Linked DNA regions of Homo sapiens: region 2 is linked to region 1. Evidence: read pairs that join two places in POLR2A ChIA-PET (ENCODE). Cell type or tissue: IMR-90. All regions are shown on one strand. Links, peaks and the distances in the headings refer to the core of each region. The heading gives the core; the rest is flanking DNA.

What was found. Peaks named below come from ENCODE experiments on the same cell type or tissue, not always from the same donor. Only the 100,000 strongest peaks of a DNase experiment are listed, where the experiment ranks them.
Region 2: POLR2A ChIA-PET joins it to region 1 with 5 read pairs; 1 of 35 experiments calls an interaction of 5 or more read pairs at or near these places.

What each region holds. Positions count from the first base shown.
Region 1 is chr10:30,742,769-30,748,154 of GRCh38, forward strand. No RefSeq gene overlaps it. Among named protein-coding and RNA genes, the nearest start is that of LINC02644, 22 kb to the left of the region's middle. In IMR-90, for the core only: no CTCF peak of the experiment used is centred there; a DNase peak (open chromatin) is centred at 4,993; H3K27ac peaks cover 2,816 bases.
Region 2 is chr10:29,010,415-29,015,800 of GRCh38, forward strand. No RefSeq gene overlaps it. Among named protein-coding and RNA genes, the nearest start is that of C10orf126, 170 kb to the left of the region's middle. RefSeq lists an enhancer at 446-986. In IMR-90, for the core only: no CTCF peak of the experiment used is centred there; a DNase peak (open chromatin) is centred at 2,907; H3K27me3 peaks cover 65 bases.

The sequences.
Region 1 (5,386 bases), core at 90-5,089:
CTTTGCCTTGAGATCTCACTCAAACATCACTTAGTGAAAAACCATCTCTGACTGCTCAGTCTGGGCAGTTCCTTTAAGACAAACTCCCCTCTAACTTATTCTTTTCTTTCCTCAGAGCATGCATCCCTGTTTGCAATGACATATTATTAATGTGATTGCTTGACTCATTTCTGTGCTCATTGTTGAGCTCCAGTGCCTAACACAGTGTGTCCTTAACAAATCCTGACTGATGAATGAATGAATAAATGAGTGAGTTAAAATATTGGGTCCTTGATTCCTCTTCTGATATTCTAAGATTTATGGGATCCCAAAATTGGTCAAAGCCACACGTTCCAAATATCCACAGATATATGTTGTCGGAAGCACGGAGTATTTCAAAGCTACAGGTCACCAACAGGAAAGCCATCACGCAAATGTGTGACACTCAGTCATTCTCAGGCACTTGGAGGAGAGGTCACAGATTGGGAGAGGATTCGGGCCTGAAGGCTTTTTGAGCTAATCCAATTCAATTTGGATATCACACCTGTCATTTCAGCATGGCTCCCACATGGCTTTGAAAGAGTGGTAGGGGCATTTGGGGTTATCACAGGATCAGAAAGCGTCCTACTGTCATAGGATCAGAAAGGGTCCTACTGTATTCACTAGGAGGGCCAGGGAACCTAAAAGGGCTTCAGTGTTGGGGCAATCCCATGCAACAATCCCATGCTCTAATGCTAGTTGCACTTTGGTGAGAAATACCAAGAGGAGTTTGGGTGGGGAAGGAGTAACACAATTACTTGTCCCCCTAAGCAACACTCACGATTCTAAGGTATTGAGCATGCTACAGCATGAAATAAGGAAACAGCTGTTTATGAAGGTACAGGGAACAAGGCAGTGGTCCCACAGCTGCCCCATTCTGGGATTCCCAGTCTGGTGCCAAAGCAAAACCCACACAGTCTGGACTATGGCCAGCACACATGCATGCACACAGATAGACTGTGGTTGGCATGTGCACACACACTTGGATGGGCATGGCTGGCACACACACACAAGTGATGCCTGTGGCTGGCACCCATGCATACAGGCACACACACAGGTGGATGGGTGTGGCTGACAAAGGAGATGGTGTTAATGGAACCTCCTTGATGAGGACGACCTCTACCATCCTTGCCGTGGCTTCTTTCCGGATAGACCTGGGGGTGTAGGGCTGGGTCTCATGGAGCCTCCAACCAGGGTGGATGTAGATCACCAACTCCAGCTCCAAGGCCAGGTTCCTTTCTTCTTGTATGTTGTTGTTGTTTTTAAGCACAAGACCCATTCTAGGCAACAGAGGCCCAGTTAGGATTTGCTTCACCACTTTATCTTGCATGGATAGAGATTTAATTAATCCTACCAGGATTCAGAGCTATTTTATGGGATATCCAAGTCTACTATTTCTCTCCAATTTATGATGAACTCTAAACCAAAACATATCCAGTACACTTCTTACATCTTCTTTCCAAGATGTGATCATCATAAATGATGCTCTTTAGAAAATTCCCTGGGCTCAGCTGACCCTGGTTTTCCTTCGCTGTATTTCCCCAAGATCATCTGATCATAAATAGAACTGCTAAGAAGTTCCCCTCCCATCCCCTTGTGACTGCAGAACCTTACAGCATGATATAATATAATATAATATGATATAATAGTCCAATATCCTGTATAAATTCTTCTAGTCTTTATAAGAATTCTGCTAACTTCCCTGGCTGAGGTTCTTCAACAATCCCATTGTTTCTTTCTCTCTGATAACAAACATAATGTATGTTTATGGTAGAATATTAGGAAAAGCACAGAGGAGAAAAATTAAAGATCAGGCCCTCTCTGAACATGCAGAGATAGTCACTGTAAATATTTTGGTGATTCTTTTCCTCCAAGCATACACAGTGTATCCTTCTCTTGTAAAATTGAGATCACATGATACAATGTTTTTTAAGTGACTTTTTGCATTAAGCAATGGATCCAAAACACATTCCACAACATGATTTGTGGGACTGTGTATTGTCACATTTCATGGATGTCTCAATACTTACTTAACCAGTCCCCTTATGCTGGACATGTGTTTTCTGTACAAATTTTGACAGTGCAAGTGGTGCTGTACTCAGCAACTCTCCACTAACTTTTTTCCTTAAAACAAATCCTAGAAGGAGGCTGGGCGCGGTGGCTCACACCTGTAATCCCAGCACTTTGGGAGGCCGAGGCGGGCAGATCACGAGGTCAGGAGATAGAGACCATCCTGGTAACACGGTGAAACCCCATCTCTACTAAAAATACAAAAAATTAGCCGGGAGTGGTGGCAGGCGCCTGTAGTTCCAGCTACTTGGGAGGCTGAGGCAGGAGAATGGCGTGAACCCGGGAGGCGGAGCTTGCAGTGAGCCGAGATCGCACCACTGCCCTCCAGCCTGGGAGACAGAACGAGATTCCATCTCAAAACAACAACAACAACAACAACAACAAAAAAAAAAAAAAAAAAAAAAAAAAACAGAAAAAAACAGAATAAATCCTAGAAGGGAAATGGCTGAGTCAAAGGAGATAGGATTTTTTGTTTGTTTTTTAGAAACAGGTCTCACTCTGTCGCCCAGGCTAGAGTGCAGTGGTACGATCCTAGCTCACTGCAGCCTCGTACTCCTGGGCTCAAGGGATCCTCCCGCCTCAGTCTCCTGAGTAGCTGGAACTACAGGTACACACCATGACATCTAGCTTTTTTTTTTTTTTTTTTTTTTTGAGACGGAGTCTACCTCTGTCGCCAGGCTGGAGTGCAGTGGCGCAATCTCCGCTCACTGTAATCTCTGCCTCATGGGTTCAAGCGATTCTCATGCCTCAGCCTCCCGAGTAGCTAAGATTACAGGCATGTGCCACCACTCCCAGCTAATTTTTGTATTTTTTTAGTGGAGACGGGGTTTTGTCGCCATGTTGCCCAGGATGTTATCCATCTCCTGACCTTGTGATCTGTCCGCCTTGGCCTCCCAGAGTACTGGGATTACAGGTGTGAACCACCACGCCCGGCAGCAAGATGGATTATTAACTCAATCTCCAGCTCCTCAGCTCTCCCCAGAGCTTGGAGGGCGAGGCTGAAAGTTCCAGGTTTCTAAACAACGTTTGGTCTTTCTGTGACTAGCCCCCATCCTGAAACCATCTGATCTGCCCGCCTCAGCCTCCCAAAGTGCTGGGATTACAGGCATGAGCCACTGCGCCTGGGCAACATCTAGCTAAATTTTTAAACTTTTTGTAGAGACAGTGTCTCACTATGTTGCCCAGGCTGGTCTCAAACTCCTGCCTCAGCATCCCAAAGTGCTAGGATTACATGAGCGCCCACAACACAGGTTTTGATACTTACTGCCAAATTGTTTTTCCCATGTCTCATAACAGAATGTACTTTTACAAGCAGCCTGTACAAGTGTCCATTTCACCAGACACTTGTCATCAGTGAGTGGTGGTTTCTTTTCTCTTGTCTCTAATTTTAAATGCAATAGTACACGTTCAATATAGTGAAATCCATCTTCAGACTGCATCGCCGTCCTGAGCAGCCCACAGATGCACAAAAGACAGCACTTCTGAATAACCACAGAAATAAATAGACGTATTTCAAGGCAAATGGAGTGCTGAAATAGGTTTTGTCAACCAAATGACAGAGCAAAACTATTTTTTTCTTTTGAGACAGGGTCTAACTCTGTCACCCAAGCTGCAGTGCAGTGGCATGATCTCTGCTCACTGCAGCCTCACTTCCCAGGAGCAAGTGATCTTCCTGCCTCAGCCCTACAAGTAGCTGGAGCTACAGTCATGTGCCACCACGCTCAGTTCATTTTTGTATTTTTTTGTAGAGACGGGGTTTTGCTATGTTACCCAGGCGGGTCGTGAACTACTGTGCTCAAGTGATCCACCCACCTTGACCTCCAAAAGTGCTGGGATTACAAGCGTGAGCCACTGCATCCGGCTAGAACAAAACTTTTTTTTTTTTTCCAGACGGAGTTTCGCTCTTGTTGCCGAGGCTGGAGTGCAATGGCGCAGTCTCGGCTCACTTCAATCTCTGCCTCCTGGGTTCAAGCAATTCTCCTGCCTCAGCCTCCCAAGTAGCTGGGATTACAGGCATGCGGCACCACTCCCAGCAAGTTTTTTGTATTTTCAGTGGAGACGGGGTTTCACCATGTTGGCCAGGCTGGTCTCAAACTCCTGACCTCAGGTGATCCACCCACTTCGGTCTCCCAAAGTGCTGGGATTACAGGCGTGAGCCACTGCGCCCGGCCACAAAACTATTTTTGTTCACACATTACAGATGACAGTGCGAAGCGTGGTCCTACCCCTATGTTTAAAATAACCTATTAGTGAGCAACAATGTCCCCAGCACTTATCACTCTTTCCACTCTGTTTCTGGTGGCATAGGCTTCACACTGCACAGGGTCACATTTTCAAATCTTATTCCAAGGTTTGTTCTCCCACCGTCTTATATCTCCTAGTTCTCACTTAAGGTCCTGCCAACTTATAGCTTTCTATGTCTTCCCTAAGCTGGGGAAAAAGGCAGGGTGGTAATGAAAGTTCTTGGCTGGGCGCAGTGGCTCATGCCTATAATCTCAGCACTTTGGGAGGCCAAGGCAGGCGGATCACTTGAGCCCCAGGAGTTTGAGACCAGCCTGGGCAATATGGCAAAACTCTGTCTCTACTAAAAATACACACAAACACACACACACACACTTAGCCTGGCATGGTGGTGCACGCCTATAGTCCCACCTACTTGGGAGGCTGAGATGGGAGGATGGCTTAAGCCCAGAAGTTTGAGGCTGCAGTGAGCCGTGACTGGACCACTGCACACCAGCCTGGGTGACAGGGCGAGACCCTGTCTCAAAAAAAAAAAAAAAAAAAAAAGACCTGGCAGGAGAGCAGTGTGGACACTGTCCTCCATCAGAGCGAAGGGTGCGTCTGCTGTGTGTCTGCTGCCTCCCTAACACTGACTCAGGGGTTGGGGACCAGACACGGCATTTGGATGCAGGAAAATGCCGGTGACTCATCCTCCTCTCGAAGGCTGGGCCAGATCACAGCACACTCTTGAGGTGAAGGTACCTCATTTGAAATTCACCAAAAACTCCCAGCGTCTCAAACAGTTCCTTCCGTCTGAAAAGTTGTATAAGATTTGTCACAGTTGGCCATCGCAAGTTCCAGCTCTAGAATTTAATCATCATATTGAACAACTAATTTCTAAATTGGTCTGTGATCAAGACCGCTTTGTAGGACTATTAATTGCTTGAAGTTTGCAGCCAGAAAATATGCGACAGCCTAGATTTTATGGCTCGTTCTAGATAATAGTGACATATGACTGAGAAATGCATCTGCTTCCCAACTCCATAAATTGGATGTTGTTTATAATAATGTAGCTAGA
Region 2 (5,386 bases), core at 287-5,286, 1.7 Mb before region 1:
ATTATAACAGAGCTGAAAATTCCTATCCCCTAGTGATCATAGCTGTCATAATGTCAAAGTGCAATGCATTACTCGTGTGCTTGTGTGATGCTAAGGTTAATGTATTGCTGAAGAAAGAGAAATTTTTAAAAATACCCTTAGCGTAGCCTAAGTGTGCTGTGTTTATGAAATCTACAGTCATGTACAGGAATGTCCGAGGCCTTCACATTCACTCATTCACTGGCTCACCCAGAGTGACTTCCAGTCCTGCAACCTGCATTCATGTTTAAGTGTCCTATATAGGTGGACCATTATTTATCTTTTTTTATTTTTATTTTTTGAGATGGAGTTTCGCTCTTGTTGCCCAGGCTGGAGTGCAATGGTGTGATCTCGGCTCGCCGCAACCTCCGCCTCCCAGGTTCAAGCGATTCTCCTGCCTCTGCCTCCCGAGTAGCTGGGATTACAGGCATGCGCCACCACACCCGCTAATTTCCATTTTTTTTTTTTTTTTTAGTAGAGACGCGGTTTCTCCATGTTGGTCAGGCTGGTCTTGAACTCCTGACCTCATGTGATCTGCCCACCTCGGCCTCCCAAAATGCTGGGATTATAGGCGTGAGCCACCATGTCCAGTCTATTCATCTTTTTTCATACTTTTACTGCAACTTTTCTATGTTTAGAAATGCAAATACTTACCATTGTGTTCTAATTGCCTACAGTATTCAGTATAATCACCCGCTGTAAAGGTTTGTAGCCTGGTAACAATAGGCTACACCGTGTAGCCTAGGCGTGGAGTAGGCTGCGCCATCCAGGTTTACAGACGTGCACTTTATGATGTTCCCACAATGACAAAATCACCTAATGATGACGTTCTCAGAATGTGTCTGTCGTTAAGCAACACGTGTATATGTATTTAAATTTTTAATTTTAACTGATTTGTTGTTATTCTGGCTAAGTGGAATTTTACTTAGGTACTTTCCTTTGATCACCTGAAAGTGCTTTGCAAGCATTTTGTTAACCCTCAGATCTACTCCAGGGAGGATAGTAAATAAAAAATTAAATGTGGAGAATCGACAGTGTTTTGGGTCACAGGTTTCTAAAACTGGTAATCAAACCAAATAAAGGTGCTTATATGTCAGTCGTGGTTTCTCCTGGTAATCGGCAGCAGCTAACTTAGTTCAGTTCTTCAAACACTGCAAGTTGTGAAGTTTAGCAACAATGATTTACAAAAGCTGCATTGTTTTTATTATACCACCATTTTACCTAATTATTTCTGGTATAAACCCCAGTGGAAACAATGCATGTTTTGTTATAAAATTCCAGCCAGAAACTTTGGACCTCAGACAAGAAGGAAATTTTGGCAACGCTTCCAGGGTAAAACTCTGGTATGCAAATTCCTACATACATAAAATGAAGAATTAATGTAAAATGTCGTGCCAAGAGCACACTACTTAATATTTGCACATTTCCTATTAAAACTAACTTGCTTGGAGGATAACTGTTGTTTCTTTTTTCCCTATGATTAAAAAAATGTTATTTCAATCATTGTCAGATACAACTCATTTTGAAGTGTATCATTTCAAAATTCACCTAAAGAAATGTTTAAGAGGCCAGGTTCAGTGACTCACGTAATACCAGTACTTTGAGATGCTTGAGGCAGGCAGAGAGTTTGAGCCCAAGAATTCAAGACCAGCCTGGGCAGCAAGGTGAAACCCTGTCTCTACAAAAAATACAAAAATTAGCCCGACGTGGTGGCATGCTTGCAGTCCCAGCTACCTGTGAGACTGAGGCAGGAGGATTGCTTGAGCCCGGGAAGTTGAGGCTGCAGTGAGCCATGATCGTGCCACTGCTCTCCAGCCTGGGTGACTGATTGAGACCCTGCCTCAAAAATAAAATAAAATAAAAATAAATAAATAAATAAATAAATAAAAGAACTGTTTAGGAGCAAGGACAATGTATTTGCAGTTGGAAAAGACTGTTCCTTTAAACAAAAGTTCAATGCTATTAAATTTGTTAATAGAATGCTATTAACAAATTTATCTTGATGAACACTCTGTCCCCAAAATGCAACTTATAGTTTTGAAGATAATTGGGAAAGGAGATAGTGCTGTAAGCTTCACAGAGAGGTTTTTCTTCCGTGACAGTTTTTTAAATTAAACTTTTCATTTTGAGACAATTGTAGATTCACATGCAGTTTAAGCAGTAGTTCAGTGAGATCCCATTTGCCTTAACCCCCAACAACCACAAATGTGTTTTCCAGTTCCATAATTTTGTCCTTTCTAGAATGTTATATAAATGGAATCATTCAGTATGTAATTTTTTAGGACTGATCTATGCCAGTCAGCATGATTCTCCAGATTCATCCAGGTTGCAGTGTGTATCAACAGCACATTCCTTTTTTTTTTCTTTTTTTTTTTTTTTTTTTGAGATGGAGTTTTGCTCTGTCATCCAGGCTGGAGTGCAATGGCACGATCTTGGCTCACTGCAACCTCTGCCTCCCAGCTTCATGTGATTCTCCTGCCTCAGCCTCCTGAGTAGCTGAGACTACAGGTGTGCACAATCACGCCCAGCTAATTTTTTGTATTTTTAGTAGAGATGGGGTTTCACCATGTTGGTCAGGCTGATTTCGAACTCCTGACCTCAGGTGTCCCACCCATCTCGGCCTCCCAAATTGCTGGGATTACAGGCGTGAGCCACCGCACGTGGCCAGCACATTTCTTTTTATTGCTCAGTAGTATTTCATAGTATGAATGTATCCCGGATTGTTTAGTCACTCATCCACTGAAGGTTATCTGGGTTCTTGCTAGTTTTTGGTTATTATGAATAAAGCTGCTATAAACATTTGTGCACAGGCTTTTGTGTGCACTCAAGTCTTCATTTCTCTGGGATAAATGCCCAGAATGCAGTTACTGGGTTGTGTGGTAGTTACTTGTTTAGATGGTTAAGAAACTACCACGCTGTTTTCCAGAGTGGCCATATGAGTTTACATTCCCACCAGCAATGTATGAGTGATGCGGTTTTCCTGCATCCTTGCCAGCATTTGGTGGTGTCACTTTTTAAAATTTTTAACCATTCTGATTGGAGTATAGTGATAGCTCACTGTGGTTTTAGTTTGTATTTCCCTAATGGCTAATACTGTTGAACATCTTTTCATTGGCCTGTTTTCCAGCTTTATATATTATGTAGTGAAATGTCTGTGTATATGTTTTGCCATGTTGTAATTGGATGGTTTACTTTTTTTTTTGAGATGGAGTCTTGCTTTGTCGCCCAGGCTGGAGTGCAGTGGTAGGATCTCGGCTCACTGCAAGCTCCACCTCCTGGGTTCATGCCATTCTCCTGCCTCAGCCTCCCGAGTAGCTGGGACTACAGGTGCCCACCACCATGCCCGGCTAATTTTTTTTAATTTTTTAAATTTTTTTACTTTTTTTTTATTTTTAGTAGAGACGGAGTTTCACCAGGATGGTCTCTATCTCCTGACCTAGTGACCCACCTGCCTTGGCCTCCCAAAGTGCTGGGATTACAGGCATGAGCCACCACACCTGGCCGGATGGTTTGCTTTTCTACTGTTGAGTTTTAAAAATTCTTTGTGTATTCTAGATACTCGTGCTTTGCCAGACGTGTGGTTTGTAAATACTTTCTACCACTCTGTAGCTTGCCATTTTATCTTTGTAATAGAGTCTTTCATGGAGCAAGAGTTTTTAGTTTAGATGCAGAGAAATTTATCAACTTTTAATTTGATAGATCATGCATTATGTGTCAAGTCCAACTCTTTGTTTAGCCCTAGGCCCTGAAGATTTTTTCCTAAAAGTTTACAGTTTTACACTTCAAATTTAAATCTATGATCCATTTTGAGTTAATTTTTGTATAAAATGTGAGACTTAGGTTTAGGGTTCAGTTTTTGCCTATGGATGTCCAATTGCTTTGTTTTTCAATTTGTTGAAAAAAAGTGGTTCTTGCTCCAATGAATTGTTTTTGCACCTTCATCAAAAATTAGTTGGTTATATTTGAATCGTTCTTTTTCTGGGTTGTTAACTCAGTTCCTTTGATTTATGTGTCTGTCCTTCCACCAATACACACAGTCTTAATTACTGTAGCTCTATAGTAAGTCCTGAAATTGAATAGATAGATTCCTCTGCCTTTTTTCTTCTTTTCCAAAATTGTTTTGGCTGTTTTAGTTCCTTTACCTTCCCACAGGAATTTTATAATAATTTTGTCTATATCTACAAAAAATTTTGCAGGAATTTTGATAGAAATTGCATTAGACTTGTATATCAATTTGGGCAGAATTGACATCTTTACTATATTCATTACTTCCAATCCATGGACATAGTATATATATCTCCATTTACTTAGGTCTTACTTGATGTCCTTCATCAGCATTTTGTAGTTTCAGCATACAAAGTCCCATACAAGTTTTGTTAGATTTATACCTAGGTATTTCATTTTTGAGCAATTGTAAATGTTACTGTATTTTTAATTTCCATGTCTGCATATTCATTGCATTCATTGATAGCAATTACATTTTGTATGTTTATCTTGTATCTTGTAAGCTTGCTGATCTCATTTATTAGTTCTAGGAGTTTTTTTGGTAGTAGATTCTTTGGGATTTTTATGTAATCATTTCCTCCGAAAATAGAGGTAGTTTTTTTTTCTTTCTAATCTGTATCCCTTTCACTTCTTTTTCTTGCCTTGTTGTATGACTAGAACTTCCAGCACTATGTTGAGAAGAAGTGATGAGAGTGGATATCCTTGCCTTCTCCTGGTCTCAGGGGGAAGCATTCAGTTTTTCACAAGTAAGTATATTAGATATAGATGTTTGTAGATGTTTTTTATCAATTTGAGGAACTTCCCCTCTAATGTATTTGTTTATATTTTAAAATTTAGAAATTTAGATTATATGAACATTACAGGAGTTTTTTTCTCTTTCTTTTTCTTTTTAATATGATGACAATCATGTTTTTCAAGTTTTTTTCTCAAGTTTACAAAAGTACTTTTGTCATCTATTCCCACCCAAAGGATGTTGTATTGTTGTTTTGCTATTCTTGGATTTGTTATGGAATGTGCTGCTTACACAGAGGAAATGTTGGCTATCAATCTTAAGCTAACTCACTAAGAATGAAAATAAGTCTCAGGTCATAGTTTGGCTAGTGAAGGACCCATTTCTTTATGGCTTTGGGTATAACACAGAAAAGATGTTGGGAAATAAAGGGAAAGGGATTGTGGGTTCAGTGACCATTCTTCTGTCTCTGCTCAGCCCCCTGCCTCCCAGGCCTACAGAGAGCTGGCATTACAGTCTAAACTCCAGAGTCAGAGATATCTTTCCTCCTGACCCTAATTTCCTTGGGGCCACTTGGCACTGCAGAGCTCAAGCAAAGTGCGTGTTCATCTCTGACTCCTGCCTGAACACTCC